Linked DNA regions of Mus musculus: region 2 is linked to region 1. A link is a loop called in an ENCODE intact Hi-C map of the cell type or tissue named here. Cell type or tissue: heart. All regions are shown on one strand. Each heading gives the region's core, and the rest is flanking DNA. Links, peaks and the distances in the headings are about the cores only. Region 1 holds the start of Nifk (nucleolar protein interacting with the FHA domain of MKI67). Region 2 holds the start of Ralb (v-ral simian leukemia viral oncogene B).

Region 1 (11,116 bases), core at 1,401-9,400:
TAATTTTTTTTGAACTTTTATATTCTCTCTCTCACACTATCTTAGTTAGGGTTTCTATTGCTGTGAAATGACACTATGATCAAGGCAACTCTTATAAAGGAAAACATTTCATTGTGGCTGGCTTACTGTTTCAGGGGTTTAGTCCATTATTGTTATGCCCAGTTTGCAAGACCCTCCAGAGACCACCAGGGACCACAACTCAAGTGTAATCACATGACAGTCTTTATTTGAGTTCAGACTCAGGCCAAATCCTCCCTGAGCAACAAGATAGGAAAGCTATGCGCCGATCTGGGCTTAGGATTTATATAGGGAAGATTTGCAAGCTGGGGCTTCTGAGCATTGGCATTACATAATTGGGTAAATGGGTAAAGGAATTTTTTTTTTGTTTTTTCTATTCACATGTGATTTTTTTATTGGATATTTTATTTACATTTCAAATGTTAAACTGATTGATTCCCTGTTTGCCCCCTGGGAAGCCCCCTATCCTATCCCCTCTCCCCCTGCTTCTATGAGGGTGGTCCCCAACCCGCCCACCCACTTCCTCCTCCCTATCCTCGAATTCCCCTACACTGGGGTAACAAGCCTTCACAGGACCAAGGGCCTCTCCTCCCATTGATGCCCAACAAGGCCATCCTCTGCTACATATACAGCTGGAGCCGTGGGTCCCTCCATGTGTACTCCTTGGTTGGTGGTTCAGTCCCTGGGAGCTCTGGGGGTTCTGGTTGGTTGATATTGTTATTCTACCTATGGGGTTACAAACCCCTTCAGCTCCTTCAAACCTTTATCTAACACCTCCAATGGTTGGCTGTGAGCATCTGCCTCTGTATTTTCAGGCTCTGGCAGAGTCTCTCAAGAGACAGCTATATCAGGGTCCTGACAGCATGCACTTCTTGGCATCAACAATAGTGTCTGGGTTTGAAGACTGTATGTGGGATGGATCCCCAGGTGGGGACACCTCTGGATGGCCTTTCCTTCAGTCTCCTCCACACTTTGTCTCCATACACTTGTATTGGTTTTCCTTCTTCTTGAGCTTCATGTGGTCTGTGAATTGTATCTTGGATATTATGAACTTTTGGGCTGATATCCACTTATCAGTGAGTGCATACCATGTGTGTTCTTTTGGGGTTAGGTTACCTCACTCAGGATGATATTTTCTAGTTCCATCCATTTGGATAAGAATTTCATAAATTAATTGTTTTTAATAGCTGAGTAGTACTCCACTGTGTAAATGTACCACATTTTCTATATCTATTCCTATTTCTATATCTATATCTATATCTATCTGTTGATGGACATCTGGGTTCTTTTCAACTTCTGGCTATTATAAATAAGACTGCTATGAACATAGTGGAGCATGTGTCCTTATTACATGTTGGAGCATCTTCTTGGTATATGCCCAGGAGTTGTATTGCTTGATCCTCTGGTAGCACTGTGTCCAAGTTTCTGAGGAATTGCCAGACTTATTTCTGGAGTGGTTGTGCCAGCTTGCAATCCCACCAGCAATGGAGGAGTGTTCCTCTTTCTCCACATCCTCGCCAGCATCTGCTGTCACCTGAGTTTTTGACCTTAGCCACTCAGTATTCCTCAGTTGAGAATTCTTTGTTTGGCTCTGTACCCCATTTTTAATAGGGTTATTTGTTTCTCTGGAGTCTAACTTCTTGAGTTCTTTATACATATTGGATAATAACCCTATATTGGATGTAGGATTGGTAAAGATCTTTTCCCAACCTGTTTGTCCTATTGACAATGTCTTTTGCCTTACAGATGCTTTGCAATTTTATGAGGTCCCATTTGTCAATTCTTGATCTTATAACACAAGCCATTGCTGTTCTGTTTGGGAAATTTTCTCCTGTGCACATATATTGGAGGTTCTTCCCCACTTTCTCCTCTATAAGTTTCAGTGTACCTGGTTTTATATGAAGTTCCTTGATCCACTTGGGCTTGATCTTTGTACAAGGAGATAAGAATGGATCAATTTGCATTCTTCTACATTTTTCCCAAGTGGAACCAGCACCATTTGTTGAAAATTCTGTCTTTTTAGCCACTGGATGGTTTTAGCTCCTTTGTCAAAGATCAAGAAACCATGGGTGTGTGGGTTCATTTCTGGATCTTCAATCCTATTTCATTGATCTTCCTGTCTGTCACTGTACTAGTACCATGCAGTTTTTATCACAATTGCTGTGTAGTACAGCTTGAGGATGGTGATTCCCCCAGAAGTCCTTTTATTGTTGAGAATAGTTTTCGCTCTCCGGGTTTTTGGTTATTCCAAATGAATTTGCAAATTGCTCTTTCTAACTCTATGAGGAATTGAGTTGGAATTTTGATGGGGATTGCATTGAGTCTGTAGATTGCTTTCAACGTGATGGCCATTTTTACTATATTACTCCTGCCAATGCATGAGCATGGGAGATCTTTCCATCTTCTGAGATCTTCTTCAATTTCTTTCTTCAGAGACTTGAAGTTCTTGTCATCACAGCCATTTCCCCATGGATTCTGGACATGGGAACTCAGCTCTTAAAGCTTGAACAGCGAACACTGCACACTGACCTTCTCTCCAGGCCCCGGTCCAGATGTGTTTGTGGCTGCCCTCCTGTCCAATGACTTCTGAATAGAAGACTGGGCTTGCTTCCATCATTTCCTGGTGGTACCACCTGGAGCAGAACCTAGTTTTTAGAATTCTTGACATTTTTTTCTCAATTTCTCCAAGAAGGTCTTCTAGAATGATTCTGCTTCTGGAAAGATGGATTTGAAACACTTTTCTTCCTTCCTGCTGCTAAGTATTGATAAAGGTAAGAACCATGGAGGTTACATAGAAACAGTTGCAAGGAGGTACCGAAAGTCTGAGTAGACAGAGCATGCAGGGTCCACACAGTTTAAGACATTGCATGAAAGTACCAGGTGTGCAGCTCATTCCTGTCCTCCCAGAACTTGGGACATTGAAGCAAGAGGATCATCACAAGTTCCAGGCCAGCCTAGGACACAAAATAAGACCCTGTTGCAAACAAACATCTTTTTTAAAAGGAGATTTCTCAGGGCTGACTAGGTGACTCAGTGGTGAAAATACTTCCTGCTCTTGCAGAGGACTCAGGCTTCCAGAACCCATGTAGCAGCTCATGGTTATCTGCAAGTGCAGGATCAGAGAAATCTGACTCCTTCTGTCCCCCATGCACATCAGGCAGGCACATATTACATATGCATACATACATACATACATACATACACATGCATATATAGTTACATGAACACAAGCAATGTAACTAAAACAAAATGAAAGTAAATAAATATTTTTAAAAGAAGATGAGAAGTGTGGAGGAAAAGCAAGCAAGGCACATGCAGGGTCCATGGCTTTAGGAGGCACAACAGGTGTGTGGGTCCATGCTTTTAATCCCAGCACTCAGGAGACATCAGCAGAAATATCTCTGTGAGTTAGAGGTCAGTCTACTCTATTTATAAGTGCCAGGGCAGCCAGGGCTACATAATGAGACTGTGTTAACAGAACAGAAAATCAGAGAAGGAATAGAAGAACTCGATGACATCACAAGTAGCAGGTCCTGGGCTGGGGATATAGCTCTAGAAGTTGAGGGCTTACCAAGAATGTGAGTTCCTGGATTTAACTGCAGTACTACATAAATCAGATGTGACGGTTCAAATAAGAATGCCCCCATACATGGGATGATGTATTTGAGTATGTGGTCCCCAGTTGGTGGAACTGTTTGTGAAGAATTAGGAGGTGGAGCCTTGTTGGAGGACATGTATCACTAAGGGAAGGCTTTGAGGTTTCAAAAGTCCATACCATTACCAGACATCTTTCTGTCTTCCTGCTACTTATGGGTTAGGATATATGCTCTCAGCTCTCAGTGCCCTGCCTGCCTGCCTGCTGCCTGCTGCCTGCTGCCTGCTGCCTGCTGCCTGCTGCCTGCTGCCTGCTGCCTGCTGCCTGCTGCCTGCTGCCTGCTGCCTGCTGCCTGCTGCCTGCTGCCTGCTGCCTGCTGCCTGCTGCCTGCTGCCTGCTGCCTGCTGCCTGCTGCCTGCTGCCTGCTGCCTGCTGCCATACCCCCTACCATGAGTGTCATGGACTCACTCTCTGAAATGTAAGTTCTAAATAGATTCTTCCTTCTATAAGTTGCCTTGCTGGTGATGTGTCACCACACTATTAGAAAAGTAACTAAGGTGCTGGGTGAATTGTGCATGCCAGAACTTGGGAAGTAGAAGCTTTGTGTTTACAGAAGATGGGCTCTCTCAACTCTCTTGGCTGCCTGCCCATGCTTCCTGCTACCATTTGCTGCCATGACTTCTCTGCTATCATGGACTCTTCCTCCGGAGCTATATACCAAAGTAAACTCCTTTCCCCATAATTTCCATTGATCAAGGTGTTTTATCACAGCCACAGGAAGGTAACTGATACACTCAGGAAGAGGGAGCTTCAATTAAGGAGTTGCCTCCATCAGATTGGCCTGGGGATGTGTCTTTTGGGGCATTTTCTTGATTGGTGGCTGACGTAGGAGAGCTCAGTCCACCGTGGATGCCAACATCCTTTGACAGATGGCCTGAGTTATATAAGAAAAGTGGTTGAGTGTGAGCCTGGGAACAAGCCAATAAGCAGTGGTCCTGCATGGTTTCTACTTCAGTTCTTGCCTTGGTTTCTCTCGATGATGGATTTTAACCTATAAGGAACAAAATCTTGCTTCTCCCCCAGGTTGGTTTTGGTTTGTCTTATCATAGCAACAGAAAGAAAACTAGGACATCCCCAGAGGACAGCCTGCTGGAGTTGGTCCTCACCTTCTACCATTTGGGTTCTATGGTCCAGTTCAGGCCTTCAGCCTAACCTCCATAGCCTTTACCCTCAGACCCATCTTGCCATTGATTGCCTTCCTCCTTTTGTAGGGACAGGGAGGGTCTCATGTATCGCTGGCTGCCTAGATGTTGGTTTACTCAGAGTTGGAAGTAGAAGCCAGAGCTTCATAAAAGGCAGGTAAGCTCTGTGCTGAGCCTGCACCTCCAGCCCCTCTTCCAGTGTTCCTTATGTCATAACATTCCCCAAAGGGGCTTAAGGAAGCCCCATCTCCCCAGAAGTTGCTCTCTTAGATAAAGGGCTTCTTTTTTTATCCACTGAGTCTCAAAAATATTTTGCTTAAAATAATCTTCAGACCGGGTCAGTAAGGTGGCTCAACAAGTAAAGGCACTTGCCACTAAGCCTGAGTCCCCAAAACCCATACCGTGGAAGGAAAGAACTACAGCAAGTAGTCCTTTGACCTAGACACATGCGATGCAGCACAAGGGTGCACACACCCATACTCACTGACAGGCATACACTACACACAAAATCAATCAACCTGTCAATCAATTAATCTATAAGTAAATAAACAAATGGAGAAAAGACAACTGTTTCAACATAAGAAACTCTTACAAGCTTCTCCTTTTGTTTTCTCAAAATTCCTATTGTGTTACCTAAAGAAACTTACTAGGGAACTCAAGAGATGGCTCTGTGGTCAAGAGCTCACAGTCCTTAATTCCAGTTCCAGTGTTCTGATGCCCTCTTCTGGCCACTGCAGGCACTGCACATATAGGGTACATATACAGGCAAAACACTCATCGCATAAAAATAAAATAAATGGGGACTAGACAAATAGCTCACAGTTAAAAGTATTTTCTGCTCTTCCAGAGGACTTGAGTTCAGTTCCCAGTACATTGGACATCTCTCAACAGCCTGAACTCCAAGTTCAGGAGATCCGACACCATTATTCTCTATGGTCATCTGAATTCCTGAACACATACCCACTCACAGACACAGGTGTATAATATCAAAAATATAAATAGGTGTTGGATTATGCTGTGGAGACTTCCATGATGAGGACTGGTGGAATTTCAAGTCCTGAACTTGAGAGACCTCGGGGACTGGTGGAATTTTTTTCTTGTAGGGCAGGGTCTGGCCACTCTCCCACTTTTGGATGGTTAGAAAACCATTAGGGACGTTGGAAAACATGCGGGGGTGGGGGGACTGGGGAGGTTGGCCACTGGATCTCCTCAGGCAGGGGCCTGGCCACTTTCCTGCTTGAGCGTTTACAAAGTTTACAAAAGGAGCCCACAGAGGGGAAGGCTTTTCCTGTTGCACGTTGGCATGAACAGGCAACGGGCATGGCTAATGTTTGAGACTTTAAATTTGTTTTTGAGTCCATGGAGCCCAGGCTGTCTTCGAACTATGTTTATGAGAATGGCGCTGAACTCCTGATCCTCCTGCCTCTACCTCCCAAGTGTTGGGATTACAGATGGGGGCAGGGGGCGTGGCTCCAGTCACATTTTATGAGGCACTGGGTTTCAAACCTAGGACTGAGAACAAGCGCTTCACCAACGGAGCCTTAATCCGATTTTAAATGTTTTTAGTTTGTGGCCAGTAGGTGGCGCTCGAGCTGCCTCAATTCTAGACACCGGGGCCTGCTCTTTTGCTACACTTCCGCCTCTACTTCCGCTTCCGAGACGCGAAGGAAACGTCACTTCCGAAGGCTCCGCGTGGATTGACTTGTTCGGGTTCTCCAGCATGGCTGGGTTAGCAGGCCCCGCGAAGCCGAGTCTGGCATTGAACCCGCAGGAAGACTCGCAGTTTGAGAAGGCTCTGACGCAGATCCAAGGGCGCACGAAGAAGGTGAGCGGCGCGGGGCGGCCGGGCTGGCTCGGGAGCCAACCTCTCACGGGCTGGGAGACGATGGTTCCAATCAGGGGACCGAGGCAGGTCAGGAATCGGTGTGAGGTGAAGGAGGAGGGGTACCACGTGTGGGAGCATGGCACCCCCAGATCTCAGAATGTGTTAAAGCTGCCACGCTTCCGCTTTGACCTGCAAAATGAGGGTTCATGGTCTACCGCAGCATTCGGAAGGTGTGTTATGTCCCCTTAGTTTGTAGTGCTTAGAAGACGGAGTAGACGTCCCGAAGCCCACGTCCTGGGAGGATCGAGAGTCAGAATACAGCTCAGGGTCAGAATTCAGAATAGGGCTTCAACCTGTCAACCTGTCGAGTTCAGTTTGTATGCAATGTCCCTAACGGAAGTTTATAGTCCCTTTGGTTTGCACCATGGAGTGCATTGGAGAGAACGACAGCTTTTCTTTTTTTATTGTTGTTGTCCTGGGGGTCTTTTGGGAGGGTCGCTTTTGTTACAGTGTCAGTATAGGGTTTATTGTAGCCCAAGCTCACCTCACATTTGCTGTGCAGTCGAGGTCTTGAACCCCCTATATCCACTTCATGAATACACTATAGGTCACCCGGTACCCTACCTGACAGGAAACAAGTTCTTGTTCTCTGGGGTCATAGTATGGTGATAGAGAAGGAGAGTCTGCACCATGAAGGTTAACAACCGGAAACAGTTAAGATTCGGTGTAATAAACTGCCAACTGCATTCGGAGTTGAAGGTCTTGGTTTCACAGTGTTACTCTGAACATGACAGACTGTTACTTGCTTGTCCATTTAGCTCTTGAACACATGTTGTGCTGACTGTTTTGTAGGGACAGGTGGGTGTGGACATATGTGTGCCTTGGTGTGCATCATGGTGCGTGCGTGTGTGGGAGTCTGTCTCTTGCAGAGTCTGTGGCTCTGTGTGATTGAACTCAGGCCTCAGCCTTGCTCAGCAAGTGCTTAAGGGAAGAGAGATACCAAACACGGAGTTTTTCAGTTTCTGCCCTGATAGAGTTATGAGTTTGTTCCTGGACCAAGGGGAAAGAATGGTGTTGAAAATTTGTTGCAGGCCAGGCAAGGTGACTTTTACCTTCAATCCTAGTGTTGGAGAGGCAGAGGCAGGCAGATCTCCACCTAGCCTCTGAAAGGACTTTAGGAAGCTGGGTGGCGGGGACACACACCTTTAATCTTAGCACTCAGGAAGCAGGGGCAGGTGGATCTGTGTGAGTTTGAGCCTAGCCTGGTCTACAAAGCTAGCTCCAGGACAGCTGGGGCTACCCAAAGAAACTCTGTCTCAAAAAAAAGAAAAAGACATTAGAATTAATTTACTCTGAGGTTATGGAATGGTAACATACTTTCGTTGAAAAATAAAGACCTTTGCAGGGCATGGTGATATAGGACTTTAATCTTAGCATTCAGCAGTTAGAGGCCAGCCAGGTCTACGTAGTGAGTTTTGGGCCAGCCAAGGCTCCATAGTGAGATCCGGCTCAGAAAAATGTGTATACGCACAAACGTTTTGGTGTAGTATGAGTTTGTATTTTTAAAATGTTTATCTGTTTTAGCCTCAGCAAAAGAAGAAAGAAAAACTTAACCGTGGAGTAGTTTATCTGGGCCACCTACCTTCAACACTTTCTGAAAGCCACATCTATAACTACTGTGCCCAGTTTGGCGACATTAGCAGATTCAGATTGTCTAGAAGTAAGCGGGTAAGATTCTGTTCCTGAATTCAACTATGTATATTTTGCTTGTCAATTGTATGTCATCCTTTGTATTCATAGGCACAGCGTTGTTACCTACAAAGTTCCTGCTCGGGAACTTTTCACAAGCCAGGCATGGTGGCACCCCCCTTAAATCCAGCACTCAGGAAGCAGAGGCAGGTGAATCGGTTTAAAGCCAGCCTAGTTTACATCATGAGTTCGGAGATACCCACAGCTACATAGAGAGAGCTTGTCTCTAAATAAAGTAAATATAAGTAAAGTGATTTTACAAATTGCAGTGGAATCACAAGAAAGTAAGCTTGGTGTAGTGGCCTGCCTTTAGTCCCAGCACTCAGGAGACAGGGACAGGCAGAGTTTGAGGCCAGTCACGGTTTCATAGTGTGGATTTCTATCTCAATAAAAAGCGGGAAATCATGAGGCTGTGGAGATAGCTCAGTCTATAACTGTCAACCTACAGAAGCCAGGAACGGTCATATGCGCATGTGATCTCAGTGCTGGGAACGTAAGGCTTGCTAACCAGCCAGCCGAGCTCAGCTCCAGGCCAATGACAGAGACACCCTGGGAAATGCCCAGAGGTCCGAGCGCTTGTGCCATAAACATGAAGTGGAACACGTGCACACACACCCCTTCTTCAAGCACCAAGTGAAAGGCCAGGTGTGACCCCAATATTGGAAGCTGGAGCCACTGATTGTAGAACTTGTTGCCAGCCAGTTAAGCCAAAAGAGCAAGCGACCAGCTCAAGAGAAAGTCCTGTCTTGAGAGAGTAGAAGGTACTGTGCGCGCTCCGGCCTCGGCCTGTGCACAGACAAGGTGGTGGAGCGCCTTGCGGAACAGCACTGAGACTTCATACTTGGAGTTGGCTCACCTTTGTTAGAAGGTTCTAGCTGGGAGCTCACCCGACAGGCCGAGGGCTGGATGTGCTTACAGGGCACAGCCACACGTTGCTTACAGGGCTTCCCTCGGGAAAATCGGGCAGCAAGGATTGAAATTTATATCAATCTCAAGAGCAGAATCAGTGTTCTAAGTGTTCATTTAACTAAGGTAGTTGCTTCTCGTCCTCAGACTACACAGACAAGTAGATCGTGTTTATTTTGCGACTGCTAACCCTGGGGTTAATGAACTTAAGTTTGGTTTATGTAAGGTTTCTCTAATAGAGCCCCTAAAACCACAGGAATCATTTTTTGTGAATTTGCTTTTACCGGGGTTTAAGTCAGGGGATGGAAATTGTCGCTTTGTGACCACCACCTTCTTGAGGCCTACTGCCAACTGATTCCTCCCTGGAAGAGAATTTCCTCCCCTGGGGACTCCTCCCGCTGGTTGCCTCTCCTAGTTCCCTGAGCAATTCTTCCTCTTGGGAGACTTGTGCTGTCCCATCTGTTCTTTTGTTTGCGTGTGGGGAAGGAGAAGACGAGTCTTGCATTGTCCTGAGGAGGCTCGTGGGCTTTGGCGCTTTCTTTGTGGGTCATTGAGTCTCCTGGAACTCGTCTGGAATGTAACTGCCGTCTCCTGCAGGTGCCATGGCCAACACAGCCAGCAGCCTCTTTCTTTCCTTTTGTCAAGTGTTTCTCCTCAGTTCCTCCAGCTTCCTGCTAATCTTAGTAGCCACTTCCTCTGCCTGAGTCATGGCTTCTAAATCCTGTAGACTCTACAGTCTCATAGGATAGCTATTCCTCACTTGCTCTAGAGGTTGCTCCCCAAATACATCTGATTCTTGATGTATTACTGCACTTGTTTGACAGCTACCAGGAGATGCAATCTTTGTTCACTGTTCAGCTAGTGAGATGCAGTGAAAAATGAGTCCATATTTACTCCAGAAACTTGGTTCCAGCTCGAGAGCCAAGAAGTGGCTCAGATGCTAGGATGAGCCATCACTTGCATGTCAGAGACCATGTATTTCAACAGGTTTTTAAATTTACATCTTCTAAGCACCTTTAAAGTGTTGGGTTTTGATTTGGTTGGTTGGAGTCGGAGATTAACTGTGGAGTTCTGGCTGTCCCAGACTTGCTACCTGGACCAGGCTGGCCTTGAACTTGTAGCTGTCCTACCTCTGCTTCCCAATTACTAGGATTATAGGCACTCATCACCATGCCCAGCTTAAAGGGAATTTTTATTATTTATCTGTCTGGGTATTCTGCCTGTCTATGTGTTTGTGAACCGCATGCATGCCTAGTACCTGCAGAAGCCAGAATGGGGGGCATCAGAGCTTCTGAACTAGGAAATTGAAGCTGCCATGTGGGTGCTGGGAATTGAACCCAGGTCCAGTGCTCTTAGCCACTGAGCAATCTCTCCAGCCCCTACAGCCTTCCTAATGCTGCAACCCTTCTATACAGTTCTCATGCGGCGGCCCACAGCCATGAAATTATTTCATTGCTACTTCATAACTCTGATTTTTGCCTGTGTTATGATGCTGGGGCTTAAACCCACCTTTTTGTCTGTGTTGGGCATCCAACCCTTGGCTTTTTGGTTTCTTTTCTTTCTTTCTTGATTACTTTTATTTATTAGAATGGGGCAGGAGTGAATGTAGAAATCAGCTAGTTTGTTTTTTTTCCTTCCACCTTGTGTTTCCTGGGGTTGGAGTCAGGTAGACTTGGTAGGTAGTGCCATTGTCTGGTGAGTCATTTCACTGCCCTTGATTTTTGTTCTTGGAATGGCATGTCCTTTCAAATTCCCTTTCAAAGGATCTGTTAGTTTGCAGTGGTAGTCTGTTGTTTTGGTGTGGTTGGAAGTGTTGGTAGG
Region 2 (11,116 bases), core at 1,791-9,790, 1.2 Mb after region 1:
GGCAGGTGCTCTCAAGAGCACCAAAAATGCTGAGAAGAGAGGCAAACGCCGGGTCCTCATCAGGCCATGTGTCAAAGCCATCGTTCGGTTCCTAACTGTGATGATGAAGCACGGTCACATGGTGAGTTTGCATCACTGATGATCACAGAGCTGGGAAAATCAATGTGAACCCTCACGGGCAGGTTGAGCAAGTGTAGCGCGATCAGCCCTAGGTTTGATCTGCAACTCAAACACCTAGAGAAATGGCAGAACAATCTGTGTCCACGCTGTCAGTTTGGTTTCCTTGTGCTGACAACCCCAGCTAGCATCAGGGACCACAAAGAAGCGAGACCAAAACACACAGGAGGGAGACCCCTGGGGTCCTTTCTCTAGAGGTGCAAAGCTCAAACAGAAAAGCCTCCGTAGACTATAAAATAAAATAAAATAGAATTAAAATTTAAAAAGTAATTAGGCGGAAGAACAGGTGAGACGGCTCAGCAGAGGAAGGTGAAACCGCCAAGCCTGGCAGCCCAGGTTCTATCTCTGGGAACCACATGGTTGGAGAGAGAGAGTCCATGTTGTCCTCTGAGCTCCACACATGTGTGCATACAATCTCCACACACACGAACTGATAATCATTTTCAGCTGCTCACCATGGAGATCAAAGATCACTTTATCAACATTTTTTTTTTTTTTGCCCACCAACTTGTTTTAGAGTTGATCTAAAAGAATCTCTGTGTTCTATTTGGTTTGGGGAACAGTAAGATTTAAATTTCTAATTTCTAAAGCGACTGCATATTTGGCTGATTAATTCTAGTGTCTAACGACAAAGAACCAGAAGAAAGAACATGAAATTTCAAGTATACCATGGAAGTTTCTAGAACAGCAGGAACCCAAGATGTGTCTTTATCCTCTACAGTACCCACATGCTTTGGAAGGCACCCCAACAAAAACCACCTCAATAGTGTCTAGTCTAAAGAGTGCTTATAAAGAAGCTAGGTAAGGTGGTATACGCCGTTAATCCTATGCTTAAAAGGCAGAGGCAGGTGGATCTCTGTAACTCAGAGGTCAGCCTGGTCTACATAGTGAGTTCCCAGGATAGCCAGGGCTACATGAGAGACCTTTCTCAAAACAAAAACACACAAACAGAAAACCTTTTAAAAGAAAAAAAAAAGTTGGAAGCTAGTCTTGGAGAAGGCCTGTGGCAGTCTGGATGTGACTCAGTTGTGGAATGTGAGGCTAGCACGCATGAAGTCCCGGTTCAATCCTCAGCACTGCCTAAACCACGTATAGAGGTGTGCGCTTGTTATCCCAGCACTGAGTGCGTAGAGGAAGGAGGACCAGAAGCTCACAGGAGTGCAGGGAGCAATGGATTAGTGGTAAGAGAGCTGGTTGCTCTTCCAGAGGACTTGGGTTCGGTTCCCAGCACCCATACAGTGACTCAAATCCACCTCTCTCACCTCAAGGGAACTGGAGGGAACCTCAAGCAAGGGTTCTGACCTCTTCTGACTCCTGCACACATGGGACACATAAACAGACACAGGCACATACATACACATAAAAATACATGTAGAATTAAATTTCAAAAAAAGAAAATTTCTTGCCCATCTAACAGCAGTAGATTAGAAGTAATTGTCAACACATAATTCTCTCTCTCTCTCTCTCTCTCTCTCTCTCACACACACACACACACAAGGGACTCCTGTGCTAGTGAGAAATATAGGGCATGGGTTCTTGTGTTTATTTTGTCTTACTGGAGACCTTCCCAGTTCACAAAGTTCCAATGGAATAGCTCTGCTTGTTATTACGTTTCCAACTGCAGCTTCAGACAAGGTCTCCAATGGTTCCCACGTTCAGAAATGAGATGAATGGGGAAGTTTGGTCACAGACTCCAGAGAGGTTTGCCATGATGGAACAACACAGCACAAACTCCCGGGGTTCAAACTTGTTATGGAGCCTTAAGTCATTGTTCCCAAGGCCTTCAAGTTCCTAAGAACTTCAAGGCAACAGTGACGATATTTCTCTTCCACTCTTTGTGTCTGAGTCGACACAGGCGTGCATGCACATCTGTTTGTGCCGTGGGTGCTCTGCACACGTGTGCACATGCACGGTGAGGCTGAAGCTGATGTCAAGAATCATCCTTAAGAAAACCCGTGGCTCACTGGTATGGCAAGACTCGAGAGCTAGCCCACTTTCTCCAGAGATCCCGTCTCCACCTTTGTGTGCTGGAGTTACAGACAGGCTGCCATCCCACCAGGCATTTATTTGGGCTCTGGGGATCCAAGCTCCAGTCCTTCCTTACACTTGTAAGGCAACTGCTTTAAGCACAGAGCCATCTCCGTGGCCTAAGAATTAAAAAATCTCCATCCCCAGCACCAAAGCAACCAAACAGACAAAACATCAAGAACCAGCCCCGAGTACACCTCTAATTCCTCCACCATTAAACATTCACGAGAAACTCTCCAGACTCCATTTAAGGTTCCAATTCTCATGTTTCTATCTTTACGTGTCTAGGTCCTATTTTCCAAAAGCTATCTAGTAACTCACACCCACACTTTCCTGGAACAACATCTCCTCGGGCACAGTAAAACCTCGCTGGGATCTCAGATAAGAGCAGCCGTGCTGTTTCCAGTGGGAAGTAACTGGAAAGGAAGGGGAGGAGCTGGGGAGCAACCCTGGGGATGGGGGCTGCTTAGTCGTGCACAAGGCACTGTCCAACTCCTAGAACATTGTAGTGTGTTTGTGTGTGTGTGTGTGTGTGTGTGTGTGTGGTGTGTACATACACATTGCGCACAAAAATAAAAATTCTGAGGAGGGGGCTAGAGAGATGGCTCAGTGGTTAAGAGCACTGATTGCTCTTCCAGAGGTCCTGAGTTCAATTCCCAGCAACCACATGGTGGCTCATAACCATCTGTAATGGGATCCGATGCCCTCTTCTGATGTGTCTGAAGACAGCTATAATATGTTCATATACATGAAATAAATAAATAAATCTTAAAAAAATAAAATAAAAAGACTCTGAGGAGGTCAGAATCAACAGAGCACCTACAGGGCCCACACCGCAGCTGGTTTCCCCTAACGTTAGTTTCCTGTGAGTGGGACAGACTTAAGACCCCACTTAAAAAGAAAGAGAAAAGCTCCCACGCCAAGAGAGTGCTTAGTGGAGAGAGGGGCTTGCCACACAAGCCTGACAACCAGTTTGGTTCTGAAAATTAAAAGAGGAAGGAAAAGAAAAACTCTACAAAGCATCCTCTGTCTGCCACATGTGTGCATAGCATGCGTGCGTGCGCGCGCGCACGCGCGCACACACACACACACACACACACACACACACACACACACACACCATAAGTAACCTGGTGGGGGCTGGGGAGACGGCTCAGCAATTAGGAGCATCTGCTACTCCTCCAGAGGCCTGCTTGGTTCCCAGGGCCCATGCAGGGCAGCTCACAACAGTTTGTAACTCCAGCTCCAGGGAATCCCAGCCACGCCCTCTTCTGGCTTCCAAGGGTTCCTGTCCCACACATATGCACACATAAAAATAAATCTAAAAAATACAAACATATATACAGATATTTGCATAGTCACATGTAAATAAAATTACAAGAATGCATACACATACACATATATACTCATACACTCATGCACACACACACACACATCACAGCTTCAGCAGGGGGGCATTTCATGGAATCCTAGAACCATGCCCACTCCCACACCTTAAACACTGCCTACTGGATTGGAAGCTGACAGTGGGGGTGGGCAGCCAACTCTTTCAGAGCTCAGAGAAGACAAAGGGCCTCCTCTAGACCACGGCACTAAGAAAATTCCAGAACCAGGCTGGGGATTTGGCTCTGCTGGTAGAGTTCTTGGGCATATAGGAAGCCCAGAGTTCCAGCCCCACCACTGCATGGACCAGGCATGGTAGAATACAGTTATCACAACACTCAAGGGGTAGAGGCAGGAACGTCACATGTTCAAGGTCACTCTAGCTATCTATCAAGTTCCAGGCCAGCCTGCGCTACAAAAGATCATGTCTCATACACACAAAGTTCCAAAACCAGGATCAACCTTGGCTCACACCTCCTTCTCAATATTCAGCACCTCCCTTTATGGCTCTCACAATTTCACCACCTCAATCCAGGCTTAAGCGGCGCCACTTTGACATGTTCTGAGACTTAACATGTAAGATTCTTGCTCTGATTAAAACTATCTTCACTTGGCACATCCAAAGCACACTCCCTGCCCCTCTGAGGATAAGCCTTGATCATTCAATAAACCCAAACTTAAGAAAGGTGGTTAGGAAATGAAAGCAGAGCCAGAGCGAGAGGATCTCTGTTCTTCAGGGATTGAAGGCAAGTGAGGGTAAGAACTATCAGTCCATTCCAGACCCTCTTCCAGAACACCCTGGTAACACCAATCCCTAGATTCCAGGATTCACTTGGAAATGAACTCTAGGAAAAAGGACCCTGCTGTGGGTGCCGCGCCCTCTGGGGACACTCAAGTCTGGGCCACAAGCAAGTCTGAGCCACGAGCTGACTTGGCTCAGAGAACCGGGTCAGGAAAACCCTTCAAGCCACGGTGCTTCTAAAAACCACCTTTGATGCTAGTCACACTCTGAAAGGCAACTGGAAGACAGAATCAAAAAGTAATTCACAACCAACAAATCCCTACAAACTTCTTGAACCCAGCTCCCAGGTCACCCAAAGTACAAGTTCCTACCTTTAAGAAAGAAGTTTGGGCAACATTTTATGGATCTGAAAGGGACGGAGGAAGTGGACCAACTCAGGAGGGAGGCCCGAAAAGGCAGGAAGTGGCCATTTGTGGAAAAAGGGAAGGACAGGCAGCAAGGGAAGAGAAACTGGGGCGCCTCCCCCATGTCCTCAGCACCCCCAGATCCGGCTGGGAGTCTCTCCGGCTTTCCCAAAAGACACCTTTCAAGCCAAGCGGGGCGCAGTCCGGGGCGTTGTCCTTCATGAGACGTGTCCCTCCCTCCCAACGTGGAACTAGGAGGCCTGCAATCGCGCGGAGAGCGTACTCACTTCCCTATCCTAGGGCGCACCCCTCGTCTGCGGTCCCCTGCGGGGCACAGCATCCTTACCTGGGGGAGCCGTCCCACCGCCGCTCTGGCTATGCGCACAACCAGAATCGCCGCTCTCACGAGCGCCCCGCCCCGTCCTGGGGCCGGACCCCAGCTGTCCCCAGTCGATTTGTCATTGAGGAGTGGTGAGCTCGCGCGTCCCCACCCCCCGGAGCGCGTTCCCGCTGTCCGCCCGGCAACCCTGTCCTCTCCAGAGGCAGCCCTCCCTTCCGTTCTCCGAGGCCACGCCTATTGACCAATCCGAAGAGGTACTTCCAAACCTTCACCAATGAGAAAACACATTGAGTGTGTGGGCGTGGCACCCACGGAACGGCCCCACCCATTCCCCCTTCCTTTCGGCTCCCCAGCCGGACTCGCGCACGTGACCGCTGCTGCAGTGGCAGAGCTTGGGAACTGGTCTGGGGACGCCGGGGCGTGGGCGGGTGCACTCCTGGGGAAGCCGGAGCCAGGCCAGAGTTGTGAAAAAGCCAAGAAAGACTGAGCTGATAGAAGCCAATGAGGAGGACTGTGTGGCCAAGTGTGGCCTGCGCCCTAGTGTGGAAGGTGATAAGCAGCTTTGAAGACCCTTGGTCAGGGACTGGAAACTCCAGGTGGCATCGCCTCTAGCTTCGCCCATGACACCCTACTAGTAAAGGAATTACAGCTATTAATTTGACCTAGGTCACAGGCCAGGTCAGGAACCCTAACCCTAGCTATAGCCAGCGGCAAGAACTACAAGCTGCAGGCTGCCCTTCATCACCCTCCTACGCTCAGGAGCTTATTTTCTTACGCGTTTTCGACTAGGGTTGATTTTCCCAGCTGAACATTAGCCACTTCTCACTGCCACAGTTGTGTGATACCCCACCCACCCGTACGAACTGGTGCTTTTCACTGTATGGTAATTAATAATTCAACGTTTGTTTCTGATCTTTAAGGAGGGAAACAGTGATAACCGTAGCCCGCACTGTGTAATTATTCTTGCTGATAATTCTAAACTAGGATACTTGTATATTATATCAGAGGCTTTTGTGCTTTGTTTAAATGGTTCCATACCAGCAACTAACAGACCTAGTCCTCCCACTGACAGCATAAGGAGAAGCCAAGTCTCCCTGGGCTAGCAGGTGGCTGGAGGGGTAAAGACACCCGCAGAGACAAGCCCCACAGCCTCAACAGACTTGGACCCCTGTAGACCCCTGGGAACCACATAATGGGAAGAGAAAACTGGCTCCCTCAAGTTGTCCTCTGATGTGCACTCCCTCTTCTCTCTCTCTCTCTCTCTCTCTCTCTCAACCTTCCTCCCTCTGCACACGCAAATTTAAAAGAAAGAAAAACTGCCAGGGCTCTTAAAAAAAAAGATTTATTTTATGTGCATGGGGGTTTCTTTCTCTTTTTGGGGGGTGGTGGTGGGAGGGGAGGGGTGGTCTTATTTTATTGTTTTTTGTTTTTTGTGTGAGACAGGGTTTCTCTGTGTGACTGCCCTGGCTGTCCTGGAATTCACTTTGTAGACCAGGCTGGCCTCAGACTCATAAAGATCTGCCTGTCTCTGCCTCCTAGTACTGGCATTGAAGGCATGCAACACCATGCCTGGCTATGTGCATGGTGTTTTACCTGCACTGAATCTATGTACACCACATGGGTGCTGAGTGCCTGCAAGAGAGGGTACGGATCCCCTGGAACTGGCATTACGGGTTCTGAACCATCGTATGGGTGTTGGGAACTGAACTTGGGTCCTCTACAGAAGCAACAAGTGCTCTTAGCTGCTGAGTCATCTCTCCAGACTGTACAGGAGGCACTTTCAAACAGCTCTCTGCAGAGTTCATAACCTGGGAGAATCACACTGAAGTCTGACAGAGTCAGGAAGTATGGGCTGAAGGAGAATTCCTCCACGTAACCAGCAGTCATGTAATTAGAGAGCACTCAGCCTCCATGCACCTCTGATCCCAGCTAGCCAGTAGGAGCAATACCTCTAGCTGTAGGTACACAGGGCTAAATGAGGTTACACACAGAGTTAATGAGAAAAGCACAAATGCAGACTACCACGGTGAGGGGCAGCAGATGCCATCGTGAAGGCTGCAGCATGTCCCGACTTCCTCCTCAGGCAAGCCTCGATGATCAGATGCAAGCTTAGACAATAATCTGTCCACGCGTGAAATGACGCTTCAGGAGACAGAGTCAAGAATTGGTTTACCAGACAGGCCAGAATTTCCCTGGTCTTGCCCCCTCCCACCTCCATGTAGCCCCGAGGCTGTGGCCCACCTTTCCTGGAGTGTGTTACAGCTGTTCCTGTCCCTTCCACACAGGATGCACTGGGCTGTCTGAAAAGGCTGATGCGTGCTCTACTCCTGGAATTCATGAGTTACACTGGGACCCCATCCTAAGAGTCTTGTTCAAGGTCTAGACATTCCAAGTCCCACCAGAGAGCGACAGGCACAGAAACAGCACTCTGTGTAGTGACTCTCGCACAGGACATGTGCCCTGCTGTGGAAAGGGTGCTGAGATGGCTCGTGACAGGTCTCAGGTGGGGCCCTTGTTCTCCATGCTCCTTCTCCAGGGTCTCAGAAGCAAGAATATGTGATGCCCAGTAGGGCCCCCTGGGAACCATTTAACCTGCTGATGCCATGGGAAGAAGGTTCTAGACACTCCCTCCTTCAGAAGTACGTGCTGAGCACCGTGGGCATCTTCTGTGCTGTTTGATGAATTGTTTTCTCCCCAGGGTGCTAGGTAACACTGAACTTCTTATCGCCTTTAGTGCTGGATCCAGGATGGGTCCTTCCAGGGAGGAGGAGGAGGGGAGCAGAGCCAGTAGTGGGGGCTCTTCCCTCCACACAACCCCAGCCCTGGGGCATTCCCTGCTGGGGAACAGTAGTCAGTGACTTTGCTCCACTACAGTGGTAGTGGTGGTGGGTACAGGAGCCTTTCAGCCACGACTTCGTGCCCAGCCATGCAAACTGGCATTTCGGCTGCTCCTGTTCTGGTTCTCGCCAAGGCTTCTGTGGGGCTTCTCCTGTGGGAGTTCAGATCTTGGCCCTGCCCAAAGGCAAAGGAGGTAACTGTGTGCAACTCTCTTAGGGGCACTTCTGAATTCCCGACCCTTCATGTGTGCTACCCAGAAGCCGACTTTCCCCATGACTCATGGGGTGTGATTGGGAGAACAGGGAGAGTACATTGTGATGGAGTATGGCCTGGGATGATCTAGAACACAACTGGACAGGCCTGCTGCTTCCTCTGTTGAGAGGATGGCTTACTGAGACTTTGGAGCCACTTGGCTTGTGGCAGTAGCTCTCAAGGGTGGTGGTGGTTGGCAGGGGTAGCTTTGGCAAGGCTCTGCCTTAAAAACGGGGACCTGAGTTCAACCTTCAGAACACATATTTAAAAAGGAAAATAAAAATAAAGAAGAGCCTTCATGTGGTGGCATACATCTGTGACTCCTGTCCTGGGGAGACTGGAACAGGGGAATTCTTGGGGCTCACTGGCCTACTTGGTGAGTTCTAGTTGTCGGTGTCTTAAAAACAAGGTGGACTGCAGCTAGAGAGGTGGCTCAGAGGCTCAGAGCACTGGCTGCTCTTGCAGAGGACCTGGGTTCAGTTCTTAGCACCTATATGGTGGCTCACAACTGTCTGTAACTCCAGTTCCAGAGAATCTGCTGCTTTCTTTCTATATATTCAGGCTCCTGTGTCCACACAGTGCATATATATACATCCAGGCACACAGCTGAGGAATGACAGCCAAGGTGGTCCTCTAACTTCAGTTCTCAAGATCGCGCTCGCGCGGGTGCACGCACACACACACACACACACACACACACACACTGACATAGGTGAATAAATAAATAGCTCTGTCAACACATGCTGTGTGACCCAAAGCAAACCACTTCACCTCTCTGAGTTGAGGTCCACCCTCTGTACCAGGGGAGTCACTACCTGACTGTTTCGTGCAGAATGCCTCCTCCCTCCACCTTAGGCCCTGCTTCTGAAACATCCACCATTTAGAATCCAGACTAGAGGGAAACCCTCGAAGTTGAAGAGCACTGGCCCTCCCCCTAGGCTGGCTCTTTTTAAAGGGAAAAAACAATCTCCTGGGCAGAATTCCCCTCCATCCTTTCTTTGTATTCAGGCTTCTGGGGAAACACCAGATCCCACAGTGCTTTCCTTCCTGGCTCCCCCACCCTCCTTCCAGAAATTCCCCAACGGCTGCCAAGCTTTGACACAAAGAGACAGTTTAGCAGCCAGCGTCTGGGTAGGTAACCTGGGCCATAAGCCAGCCCCCTTCACCCCAGCACATGACTCCTGGGGACACAGGAGAAGAGTAAGACCCAGGACAGGCACTCTGGGGAGGGCCCAGTTGTCACCCGTGTCAAGGGTGCCTTTGACATTGAGGGCCCCAGCCAGGCTGGGTTCCACCCTCAGCATGGCCTAACTGAAGCATGGTGGAGCCTTCCTATGGTCCCAGTGCTTATGAGGTGGAGGCAGAGGGATCAGAAATTCAAGGCCTCGGCCAGAGAGAGGAAAGAGCAGTAAAGGCACCTGGGGACAGAGAGTGTCGCATCTAAGAGACAGTTCTTTGTCTGCTTGGCAGTTGTTGCGTGATAAATCCAGATGGGAAATCTAACCCATCCCCCCTGATGCCTGGGAGGGGGACCAGGAGAGTACACCACTTAAAGGGTCCCTGCTTCCTCCTCTTCCTCCTTCTTCTTCTCCTCCTCTCCCTCTTCCTCCTTCTTTCCCTCTTCCTCCTCCTTTTCCTCTTACTCCTCCTATCTTTGCTGAATTCAAAGGCTCAGCACACCAGGCTCACATGTACCCAAGGTTGGAATGGAGGACTTGGGGGATGAGGGTGAGAACCAGGCTGGAGTTGGGGGTGATCTCAGTAGAAGGTGCCCGTGCTGCTCCCCTTGGGCTCTGAGCTCCATCCTCAGCACCGTGTAGCAAGAAGCATAAGGAAAAAGCCAGTGTTAGAGCGAGAGAGGCTCAAGGGAACTGGATTCCATCCGTGGAAGCCCAGAATGGGAGCCCACAAGAAAATCAAAGTCCTGTGCAGTCCATCTTCTCTACCCATACTCAAGGCAACCCGGATGGCAAGCACATGCTTTCCACCTTACGTCTCAGCCAGGGCTGCAGGGACAGAGAGTCCAGGACGGAGACTGACTCATTCTGACTCAGGGCTGACACCTCACAGCCAGTTTTTGTACCCTCCCTGCCTGGCCAACAAGCCACCACCTCAGCCTGCTGTACAGGAAATCAAGACCTAGGTGCCACCCTTCTCAGTGACTCCTGAAGTCCCCGATAACACTCAGCCCCTTAATTCACCCAAGACCTTCTCCCAAGGCTCCCTAGGTGATGCCTGACTCTCCTCCCATCCTATGGCGTCCCCATGTCTCCTCTTCTGTTGCTCTTGGTTGTCATTCTTGTGCTTCTCACAAAGGTAAAGTGACTGTCCAAGCAGGAATGGGGATATTCTAAGGAGACACTTGTGACTTTCTTTGGCTGAGTATTGAAGCAATGGACCCCAAGGAATTGGAATTGCCCCAGGAGTCTACTGTGGGACAAGGAAAAGCCTGCTACCTGGTGCCACTCACAGGGGAGATCTCGGCACCCAGGAAGAGATCCCACACCGTTCTGATGATTAGTCAGACCACCTTGCAGGAGAGAGTTCAGACAGACTGGAGGTCAGTGATGGACAGGAGCACACCTTGACCCAAACTGCTCAGCTATGTGTAGACCTGGCTCTCTAGTTAGACCTGAACCTCATTCAGCCTGGGCTATGGGGAGAATAGGAGGGAATCACTGGGCCACACAGAATAAGTCTTTCTCTGCTTTTCATTATTTCTTGCCTCTTTAATAACCCTGTCGGGGACCAGTGATCATTTGGGCAGCCAGGACCAGGCTCTGACCCTAACAACCCCAGTAACAGAAATGGACTCTCCCAATGGCCTCTGACACTCCTGTTCATCAGGTTCTTTGCACCGTAGCCCTCCTTGCCCCTTGTATACCATTAACATCCGTACATTACAGATAAGAAGACTGTATCTAACCACTGTTTCCCTGTGCGTGGTTGAAG

What was found. A loop is a pair of places that touch in the nucleus more often than their neighbours do. Peaks named below come from ENCODE experiments on the same cell type or tissue, not always from the same donor. Only the 100,000 strongest peaks of a DNase experiment are listed, where the experiment ranks them.
Region 2: it touches region 1 in a loop (4-fold over the local background); 2 of 42 quality-filtered maps call a loop at or near these places.

The regions. Positions count from the first base shown.
Region 1 is chr1:118,315,358-118,326,473 of GRCm38, forward strand. It overlaps Nifk (nucleolar protein interacting with the FHA domain of MKI67), which reads left to right and starts at 6,486. Exons shown (of 7, transcript NM_026472.4): 1 at 6,486-6,640; 2 at 8,225-8,368. The coding sequence starts at 6,536. In heart, for the core only: CTCF peaks have their summits at 5,538 (motif pointing left) and 6,391 (motif pointing right); a DNase peak (open chromatin) is centred at 6,474; H3K4me3 peaks cover 2,302 bases; H3K27ac peaks cover 1,373 bases; H3K27me3 peaks cover 461 bases.
Region 2 is chr1:119,499,497-119,510,612 of GRCm38, forward strand. Ralb (v-ral simian leukemia viral oncogene B) reads right to left here and starts at 5,286. Exons shown (of 5, transcript NM_022327.5): 1 at 5,081-5,286. It also overlaps the pseudogene Gm29454. In heart, for the core only: no CTCF peak of the experiment used is centred there; DNase peaks (open chromatin) are centred at 2,605, 4,465, 5,415, 9,245 and 2 weaker places; H3K4me3 peaks cover 2,769 bases; H3K27ac peaks cover 5,131 bases; H3K27me3 peaks cover 8 bases.